3 separate regions of the Homo sapiens genome follow, and all the other regions are linked to region 1. The links are chromatin contacts, found by Hi-C or POLR2A ChIA-PET in ENCODE. All regions are on one chromosome and are shown on one strand. Each heading gives the region's core, a stretch centred on a gene start or an enhancer-like site at or near the end of the contact. The rest is flanking DNA. Distances are from core to core; before and after follow the strand shown.

Region 1 (2,926 bases), core at 93-2,592:
CCTCTTTCTGGTCTTACAGAAGCCACTTCTGTTCACCCCACTGCATGGCTTACCTAGACAGTGGCAAGAAGCTCCCAACCGATCTTCCCTCATCTTGCCCCATTCAGCTTCCCTCTGGAGTATTCCCAGGGTGTCTGCTAGACCCACAAAGCAGTTGCGTCCCTCTCTCTTATCCAAATGCCCTGAGTGGCTCCTGTTATCCACAGGGCGAGCTGGCCCTGACCCACGCTTCCAGACTCCCCTCTCCCCACACCCACTGCTTGCCTTGAACTCCATGTGATTACTGGCAGCATCAGCTGCAGCCTCGTTCCTCTACAGATCCTGGCTCACATGCATCCTCAGGCTGGGATGCCACTCTGCCTTTTGCACACCTCTCCACACTCAGCTCAAATACCACCTCCTCTGTGAAGCCTTTCTTGACCAAGCCCCCACCTCCCCATCATGCCCTTTTCTTATTCTGCCCCCTCAAGGCTCACCAGTGAACTCACTGCCACCTGTCTCTCTCCTCCTTGGGGGCACTGGCTACATTTTCTTCATCTTGGTTTTCCCAGGTTCTGATAGTGCCTGGCACCTTGTAAAAGCTGTGTGCATGTTTGCAGAATGAATGAGTAAACACATGGAAATTAAAACTATTTAAACAGGTCCATAAAGATTGTGTTATGCTCAAGGAAGATGGATTCATTACACATCTCAAAAGAACCTCAGGACCTTCTGGGACTGGAATGGCAACACCGTGTGGGGTAAGGAGCCTAGAACGTTCAGTTATGTTCTCAAGTCGTCACAGCTTCACCTTACCCAAGATATCTAACATCTCTGAGCCTCAACTTATTCATCTATAAGAATAAGAGGACGCTACAACATCAACCACAAAGGCTGGGGTGAGAACGACACGGGCTCATGATGCCAAACGTCTGGTGGAGGTCGGCACAGGGCGGGCAGAGGTGGCAAATGGCAGTGTCCTTTGTCCCCAATCAACAGAACTGAGCTGAACATGAGACTCTGAGAAAGGCTCGGGACAGCAGGGCCACAGCACGTCTCCTGGCCTCCAGGGACAGTCAACTTGAGGAGGCGACAAATCTCATTTGCAAAGGTGAGAAACTGTACAGCAAGTCAACAGTATCGGATGAGTCACGAGACAGGACGTGATTGATGTCGGGTGGGCGTGGAATGTGCTGTGCATTGCGTGGGGAGGGCCCTTAGTGGGGGTGAGCTTGGTGGGAAAAGGAGGGTCTCGGAGGGTCCAGCTGCTGGGGTGGAGGCCACAGGGGCCCAGGAGTGCAGGGTGGGCGCGGTAAAGAGACTGCCGTTGTTGCCTTTAGGCTGTTCTGCTGCTCTCTGCTTCCCCCTGTTGGCTTGGGAGGGAAGAGTAGGGCTGTTGGCTGAGACGGACGTTAGAGCGAGCAGGTGAGAAGAGGCTGGGAGGAACCGGCAATGCAGCGACCAGGAGCAGGTGGTGGAGCGGGGAAGAGAGAGGGAGGGCTGCTTGGCCAGATGCCAGGCACTCTGCCAATTGCAGGCCCTGCAGATCTTGCCCCGAGCTCAGGGTCACCTTGAACCCTCTCCTTTCTTTCTCCAGAGTGCTTGTCGCACCCTCTCCCTTCCTGGGGCCCTCACTCATGTTCTCCTTGGAGGTTAGAGGCCCATCCTCCCTCTCCCAGGACCCTTCCCCGCCTCCCCAGCCAGTGTGGGCCATTGGTGTGACCAAGGTGAGGGGCACTTGGTGTTCTTGGGACTCTTGTTCTTTTTCTTGCTTGAGGGCATTTCTCAAGTAAGACCAGAGATCATTTTAGCCCTGAGTGTCCCAGTTAATATTCATGAGGCTTGCTGAGAAGCCAAAAAAAAAAAAAAAAAAAGGCTTGGACGGCATCAGACGGGCTGGCAGGGGAGGGGGGTGTTCAAAGAGGAGAAGAAAGCAAGAGCCAACATAGAGTCTTGCCCAGCAATAGCATGGAAGGGAGTGGCAGCCCATTGTCCCTCAGGAAAATAAACTGCAAATAACTTTTCCCGTTTGTGTCAATCTAGTGCTTTCAACTTACAAACTATTAGTAGGCTTTAGAACTTAGATCAATTGACATTCTGGGTCAGGTAATTCTTTGTTGTGGGGAGGACGGGCTGCCCTGTGCACTGGAGGATGTTTAGCAGCTTCTCTGGCCTCTGCCCACGACATGCCAGCGGAAACCCTTGTCTAGTGTGAAAACCCGAAATGTCTCCAGGCCGTGCCAAATGTCCCCTGGAAGGCAAAGTCATCCCCATGGAGAACCACTGCCTTAGATTATTGTTAGGTGCTACCCAAATGCCCAACACCTGTACTGGCCCCTCCAGTCTCACCCTCATCTGAGCACTGCAAGAACGTCCCACCCTGGCGTCCACCTCCCCCGTCCACCTGATGTTTACGTAAACAGAAACAGAAGCTTCTTTCAGAAGCCAAGGAATCTCCTCCCAAGTCCAGACGTTGTGGGTTGGGGGTGGGGGTGCAGGAATGCCTCTAACTCTGCTCAGTAACTGCAACCCCATGGACTTCATAATGGCCAAGGGGACTCCACACCCAAAGCCCTCATTCCCCAATTTCCTGGGCAGCCAGGGATCCAGGTAGAAACGCTTGCCCAGGAGGCGTCTCTCTGGTGGAGGAGTAAACCTTGGAGAATTTGCCCTCCGTTTTCTTCCCTCGCTTTCTTCTCCATTTTCTCTCCCAGGAGCTAGCTGGTGAGTAGCTACCGCAGCTACTCATGTGAACATGAATCTGGGGCCACCCTTTTTCAAATTTCAACAGCAAGTCCTGGAACTAAACAAGAAAGCCTTTGCACAAATAAACAATTAAGTTAATTGTGGGTCTGACAAATATTTTGTTTTCCCGAGGAATTAAGTATGCATCTGGGGTTAGGCTTCTGGGCTGAGCCTCTTGTGTAAAAAACCAGAAGGCAAGAAA
Region 2 (2,932 bases), core at 374-2,873, 42 kb after region 1:
CCCTGTAACCTCTACCAGACCTGGTACACGGTTTGTTTTTTGTGTTCAATGAACCACAAAGAATCTTTCAGGAAAAATCACTTGAGAAATATTTCAGAGTAAGAGGAAATCAATGCATAACTTGTTAAAAACTATTTTCTTAGGCTGAAAGATATTTCAAATACACATTTTAAAAGGTTCATTTATGGAAAAAGTTCAGTTGTGCAGGCTCTGAAATGAGATTTAGCCAAGAAAAGCATCAATACTAATTAAGTATTGATAAAGAAGGAGGGGGGAGTTTAGCTAGGTAACTTAGTCACTTGGTTACTAAAACCTTCTTCTCGATGGAAAGAAACCATTAGAGATTGAGCGACTCATATTGAAGGAGGAGCTATAATGCAATCGTTTCTCTCTATGTATGGTCTTTTTTTTGGCTTTGAAATAAAAGGGTCAAAGGTAAATGAGCCTATTGAAAATTAATGAGAGCTGAACGCTGCATGCTGTTAATATGCTCACTTAACTCAGGCATCAAGAAAGAACCGTGCGGCCCTTTATCATACGGGATAAAATACAAAAGCCTTTATATACAATTTTTGTTTGTCAATTAAAAATAACTAAATAAAAATTTTAAAAACTTTTTTAAATAAAAGCTTTCCAGGAAGGTTGGGCGCAGAAGGACCTGAAGTTTCCTGCACATGGAAACATCATAGTTATGAGTTTTTCTCAGCTTGGATTTCCTGTATTTCTCAGATTTCTTAACTCCACAGTGCAACTTACTTTCCCTCTAACCATGAATATGCATCAATCAGAAATTCCAATATTTTAGCATCTGAACTCCATCTTCCTAACTGCATCTCATCATCAGAAGTAGCCAAAAAAAGGTCTTCTTCAAATCTATCTTCTTCACGTTTTGATTTCTTGCAACAGAAATAGGATGACGATAAATACAGGTGAGAGAAAATAATGTTTTCCCGAAATAGGTAAGAAAGTTATGGCTTGTTGACATGTGGCTGCCAAACACACATGGGTGGAAATCGATTTGAAGGGTTTGGGTCTGTGTAAAGATGCTGCATGACCTTCAGAGTCCAACCCGGCTAAGCGCCCCCTGCCACTTCCTAGCTGTGTGACCACTGACAAATCGTTCACTTTCTTTGAGCTGCTGTCTCCTGGTCTGAAAATGGAGCAAATGCTCGTACCTGCTACAGGTGTTCAGGGCTCAGACAGTGCAAGTCACAAGCTTATAGCAGCACCGTGTCTGTCATGTGGTGAGAACCCACTACATGGTGGCTATTTCTGGTGTCATCTTCTGCAGCAATTTGTCCTGCTTGAATTGTGCAGAATGCAATCAAATGCCAAACTCTTCTTGCATTTTCAGTGACAATCCTCTGGTGACAGCTACCTCAGAGGACGGTGTCTGTGAGGCGCCAGTCACTCCTACAGTTGACTCCCCCATGTCCACGTCTGCTCAATCAGGGGAACGGTCACAGCAGGAACAGAAAAGGGAAGGGAGAGAGGAAAGGAGGGAGGGAAAAAGGGAGAGAAAGGAGGAAGAAAGGAAGAAGGAAGTGAGGGAGGAGGAAGCTTTCATAAGATGATGTAATATTCAATTTCCCATCCTCATTCTTTGCCAATCGTCACCAAATATTTTGAATTCAAATGAAAAGCATGTTAGTCAGACATTGAGGGGTGAACCTGTCCCCTGTGAGAGAGCATAGTTTTGTTGGCAAATGGGAGTGGAGAGTAGAAAAGAAATATAAAACAAACAGAGACTCCAGTTAAACTGATCTGTCTTCCTCAGTCTGGTGTGGGATTTTCTCCATTGAAAATTTCTGTTTCTTAATATTGTATCATAAGGTGGATTTTATTTGAGCTTTTCAGGTTATTTGGTCTTTCTTTTGTAAGAAAGTAGTTTATTTGTTTTCACAACAAAGCAGAGTGGCTTCTGGTTGAGGAAGGAGAGAACTATGAGTTGAAGGAAGACGGTTTTGCATGACTATGCTATGCCCCTGTATACGCAAAGATGTAGAGACACACACACACAGACATACACACACACACACACACAGAGACACACACAGACACACACAAACACACACAGACACACACTGACATAGAGACACACACACAGACACACACTGACACAGAGACACACATAGACACAGAGACACACACAGACACACACTGACACAGACACAGAGACACACACACAGACACAGAGACACACACAGACACACACTGACATAGACACACACAGACACCCATTGACACACAGACACACATAGACACAGAGACACACACAGACACACACTGACACACAGACACAGAGACACACACAGACACACACTGACAGAGACACACACAGACACACATTGACACACAGACACACATAGACACAGACACACATTGACACACAGACACACATAGACACAGACACACATTGACACACAGACACATAGACACAGAGACACACACACAGACACACACTGACACACAGACACAGAGACACACACACAGACATACACAGACACACACAGACACAAAGACACAACAGACACAGACACACACACTGACACACAGAGACACACACACACAGACACACACAGACACAGGGACACACACAGACACACACTGACACAGAGACACACAGACACAGAGACACAGACACACACTGACACAGAGACACACAGACACACAGACATACACAGACACACATAGACACAGAGACACACACAAAGACACACAGTGACACACAGACACAGAGACACACACACAGACATATACAGACACACACAGACACAGAGACACACACTGACACAGAGACACACACAGACACACACTGACACACAGACACAGAGACACCCACAGACATACACAGACACACACAGACACACACTGACATACAGACACAGACATACAAAAGACACACACACTACACAACACATGCACACATAGA
Region 3 (3,423 bases), core at 155-2,654, 57 kb before region 1:
GTCTATGAGGAAAAAAAACGCAGGCTGAGATTTTATGATTTAAAGACTATTATGCTGCTTAAAGAACCCTGCAAGAGTAACAATAGCTGCTATTTATTGGGCGCTTGCTCTATGCCAGGCACTGTTCCCAGCGGCCCCGCCATGACGTCACTCCATCCTTACGACCTAACCCTAACCCACGCTATGGACACTTTTATCATCGCCCCGATTTTAGACATGAGGAAACTGAGACTCTGAGACACTGTGTCCCTTACCCCACAGTCATTCAGAAGAACAACCACCCCAAATGTGGCTAAGCCAGCCAGTCAACAAGAGCGCTAGGATTGTTACCTTCTTCAAAACAATACCTCTCAGCAAAGCCATCAAATGTCAACCAACACACCAAGGAAGGTCCTTGCAGATGGAACACAGGGAAACTGTTATCTCACAGGAGTGGTACCAGCACGTAAGGGAGTCAAGCGCAGCAAATTCTAAGGTGCAGAGAAATGGACCACTGTCAATTTCCAGGAACTCATTTCACTCCTGTCTTTTCACATTAATGTTTCTCCTTTCCAGGAAAGCCAAGGAAAAGACTTTTCATCCAACTGGCTTAGGAGGCAAGACAGAAACCTTTTCCGCATAAGATCCTATCACAGCTGGGCAAATTCTGTACCTAAATCTTTGGAGATGAGTGGCCTCTCGGTGTTTTCATTATTTATAATTAATTGTTCATTTATCAGACTTTGTGGAGTGTCTCAATGGGCAGCGAGGTGTGAGGCACAGGGAGTATGTGGTAAAGCCCTCAAGCCCTCTGCCTTCACGCAGCATCCATTTGGGGGGATGCACCCCCAACCCAAGGCGGGGGTGTGTGCTGTGGTGTCACAGGAAGTGCTGCCTTTCTCGAATGGGGCTGTGTTTACACAGGGCCAGGAGAACTAGATGCTGAATTGGGGTCAGGCTTCAGGAGTCCTGGCTTTTGGGACCACTTTGACACTTCCTGTCTTCACAGCCGTCATCCTATTTCAGGATTCTTATCCCCAAAACAGGAATATTAACACAGCTCCGCCTGTCTCTGCAGGTCATCAAGAGCAAGCACCTAGTGAGTGTGAAAGCATCTTCAGTGTGGGAGTTGCTGTATAGATGCAGAGTTTTACTACTGAAAGGAGGAATACTACTGTTGATTTGTTTTTGTTTCTCGGTTGTTGTGCGTGTGTTTTGTTGTTGTTGTTGTTGTTTTACCATCTTGGTCCTAAGTAGCTCGTTTGCCGGCCCAGCCTTAATGGCCAGTTGGCTCCAAGTCAGAAGACATGATCTCCTCCCCCATTCTCCATGCCATTGTTTAAAGCCCCTCCTGAGGAATGGGCTGCCTTGGTGTTTTGTCAGTTCAAACCACATCCTGCCTGTTTCCACTTTCCATAAGACAACTCGCAACACCGGTGGTTTTCAGATGTGGCCGGCTTCTTGGTGAAGCGATAGCAGAGGCCTTGTTCACAGAAGTGAAAATAATTCACCCAGTGGTTAGCACATCAGGTGTGGGCATTGAGTGTACCCCGCTCCCTGCTTGATCCCAATCCCTGGTTGGGTTTGGGAGTGGACGGCTGCCCAACCTCCTGGCACTGTCTTGACCCACAGCCTTCTCTGGGATGAGGACTAAGCCAGAAGCAGTAAGGACAGAGGTGTCTCAGGCTGTCCAGGCCTGGCCTGAATCCCATGACAGCAAGGGTGTGGCCTGCAGAAGCTGGAAACGACCACGGTGGCCTTCTAGTAACTTTACAGATGAGGAAACTGAGTCCAGAGAGGGCTGGTCAGTTGCAGGCAGAGCCTGGACTGGCACCTGGGTCTCTGGGCTCCAGGCTCAAGTTCATTCTAAGCAGACCAGTTGTACCCATCGCTGTAATTGAAAGACTTGTTGGCATCAACAGAACTAGTAACTGGGTTTGGTCCTGGTGACCAAGGGGCACATCTCCCAGCTGGAAGCTGTTTGCTAAGAGCAAGGTTACGGCCCGCACTGGGCTACCAAACAACAGAGCAAGCCCACGCTCAGGGCATCAGCAAGCAGGGTTATGAAATAAAACAAACATTTGAAAGAATTCGACACTTGAAGAAGAAAAAGAGGAGGTGAAGGAGGGCAGAAGGAAAGTCGGAAGCAGCAGCAGCAGCCAGTCATCATGAGAAAATCAGAGCTTTGTGGGATTTTAAAACTTGTGGTTTGGAAACGTTTTTATTATTTAGATGCATGAGGGCAGACACCACCATCTTTTAAATGTTCACAGGAGGCCAAAGTATGCAAGAGCCACGGCCTAAAGCAGGGCTGTGGGCAGAGCCAGACCTGGGCCGTCAGAGTCCAGGGAAGGGCTCAGGACCGGGCTGTGCAGCGTGTCCCGAGTGTATCACCCACAGCCCCACGATGTGCAGTGGGCAGACCAGGCCAGCAGACACATGGCCCTCTATCTCTACTTCCTTCTGGGAGGGTCTGGGAGGCTAAGGTAGCCCTGACCATAGAAAACATGGATTTTCCAAGACGTCTTCCCTGGAGACTTCTGCTCTTGAACAATGCTTATCTATCACAAGGTTGAGGGCTCTCCTTATCTTTCAAGAGTATGAGGTGGCCTGTAAATGCTTCACTTATTAACTCAGCTCTGATTCTCCCTGGGAGGCCAAGGGCTGAGTGAAACTCTAACGTGGGCATGTGGACAGCTTGTGGTGCCCTGTAGCTCTGCACCATGGGCCTGCAGGTGCACAGCCAGTCCCATGGCCTCCAGAGGAGCAGCGCAAACCCTTAGCCTGGGTGGGGAAGGAGCACAGCGCCAACAGAACTACTGCTGGAGTGGGCCCCTGTCTATCACCAGCACCTGGAAGTGCCCCATCCCAGGCCTGTCCCAGCCCGGCATCTGAGCTAATTACAGCTCCGTTGTGGGGAGAGTCAGCCGTGTCAGTTTAACTGACAGCCCAGATAAGAGGTACTGGGCAGAGTCTCACAGGTTGCACAACAAACCACTCTGCCAACTGAGGGCAGAGGCAAGTCTTTTTCAGTCCCTATGGTCAGAAACGAATTTCCTGGATGGCTGTCTTCTCCACCTCCTCTCCATCTCTTATTTTTAGTTTTCAGGTTGGTCTGAATTAGGTTTTGGCTTTTTGGGGGTGGGGTGGGGGGAGGATGATGGGTGATTTTTTCTTTCACTCATTTAAGCATCAGCCTCGTATCTGGCATCTGGCCTGTGCCTTCCTTTCATGGTTCAAGATGTGCCCAGGGCTGTCGTATGTCATTGGCCAGGGTTGGGAGCCCATAACGCCAAGGCCACCAGCTCCACTGTGATGAGCAGATGAGCTTGGCCATGTGGCAAACAGTGAATTTAGTGCTGCAGCATGTTCAGCGGATTCATGAAGTCTTCTGCTCATTCAAGAAGGGATGTTCTCCCTGACAGCTGCATCCCCAAACTCACA

The links. A loop is a pair of places that touch in the nucleus more often than their neighbours do. ChIA-PET counts read pairs that join two places held with the same protein, here RNA polymerase II (POLR2A). Pooled maps may share reads with other maps.
Region 2: a loop to region 1 is called in a map of CD8-positive, alpha-beta T cell, with 3 times the contacts of the local background. The contact joins two enhancer-like sites. A Hi-C loop is called at or near these places in 18 of 168 maps with a recorded cell type or tissue (B cell, CD4-positive, alpha-beta T cell, CD4-positive, alpha-beta memory T cell and 12 more), 34 of 37 single-sample maps with no recorded cell type and 18 of 50 pooled maps. POLR2A ChIA-PET finds 5 or more read pairs at or near these places in 24 of 52 experiments (CD4-positive, alpha-beta T cell, CD4-positive, alpha-beta memory T cell, CD8-positive, alpha-beta T cell and 16 more).
Region 3: a loop to region 1 is called in a map with no recorded cell type, with 5 times the contacts of the local background. The contact joins two enhancer-like sites. A Hi-C loop is called at or near these places in 2 of 168 maps with a recorded cell type or tissue (GM12878 and psoas muscle), 36 of 37 single-sample maps with no recorded cell type and 16 of 50 pooled maps. POLR2A ChIA-PET finds 5 or more read pairs at or near these places in 7 of 52 experiments (CD4-positive, alpha-beta T cell, GM12878, activated CD4-positive, alpha-beta T cell and 3 more).

What each region holds. Positions count from the first base shown.
Region 1 is chr18:63,154,254-63,157,179 of GRCh38, forward strand. The region is part of intron 2 of BCL2 (BCL2 apoptosis regulator); the gene reads right to left. Among named protein-coding and RNA genes, the nearest start is that of BCL2, 160 kb to the right of the region's middle. RefSeq lists an enhancer at 832-981. Within about 2 kb of position 1,343, at least 22 of the 41 ENCODE cell types and tissues checked have a DNase peak (open chromatin) inside an H3K27ac peak, as active enhancers do; they include CD4-positive, alpha-beta T cell, CD8-positive, alpha-beta T cell, GM12878 and 1 more, where a contact is called at or near this core.
Region 2 is chr18:63,196,153-63,199,084 of GRCh38, forward strand. All of the region lies in intron 2 of BCL2 (BCL2 apoptosis regulator), which reads right to left. Among named protein-coding and RNA genes, the nearest start is that of BCL2, 120 kb to the right of the region's middle. RefSeq lists an enhancer at 1,406-1,465. Within about 2 kb of position 1,624, at least 4 of the 41 ENCODE cell types and tissues checked have a DNase peak (open chromatin) inside an H3K27ac peak, as active enhancers do; they include CD4-positive, alpha-beta T cell, CD8-positive, alpha-beta T cell and natural killer cell, where a contact is called at or near this core.
Region 3 is chr18:63,097,332-63,100,754 of GRCh38, forward strand. No RefSeq gene overlaps it. Among named protein-coding and RNA genes, the nearest start is that of BCL2, 220 kb to the right of the region's middle. RefSeq lists enhancers at 1,427-1,556, 1,587-1,656, 1,687-1,746. Within about 2 kb of position 1,405, at least 5 of the 41 ENCODE cell types and tissues checked have a DNase peak (open chromatin) inside an H3K27ac peak, as active enhancers do; they include GM12878, where a contact is called at or near this core.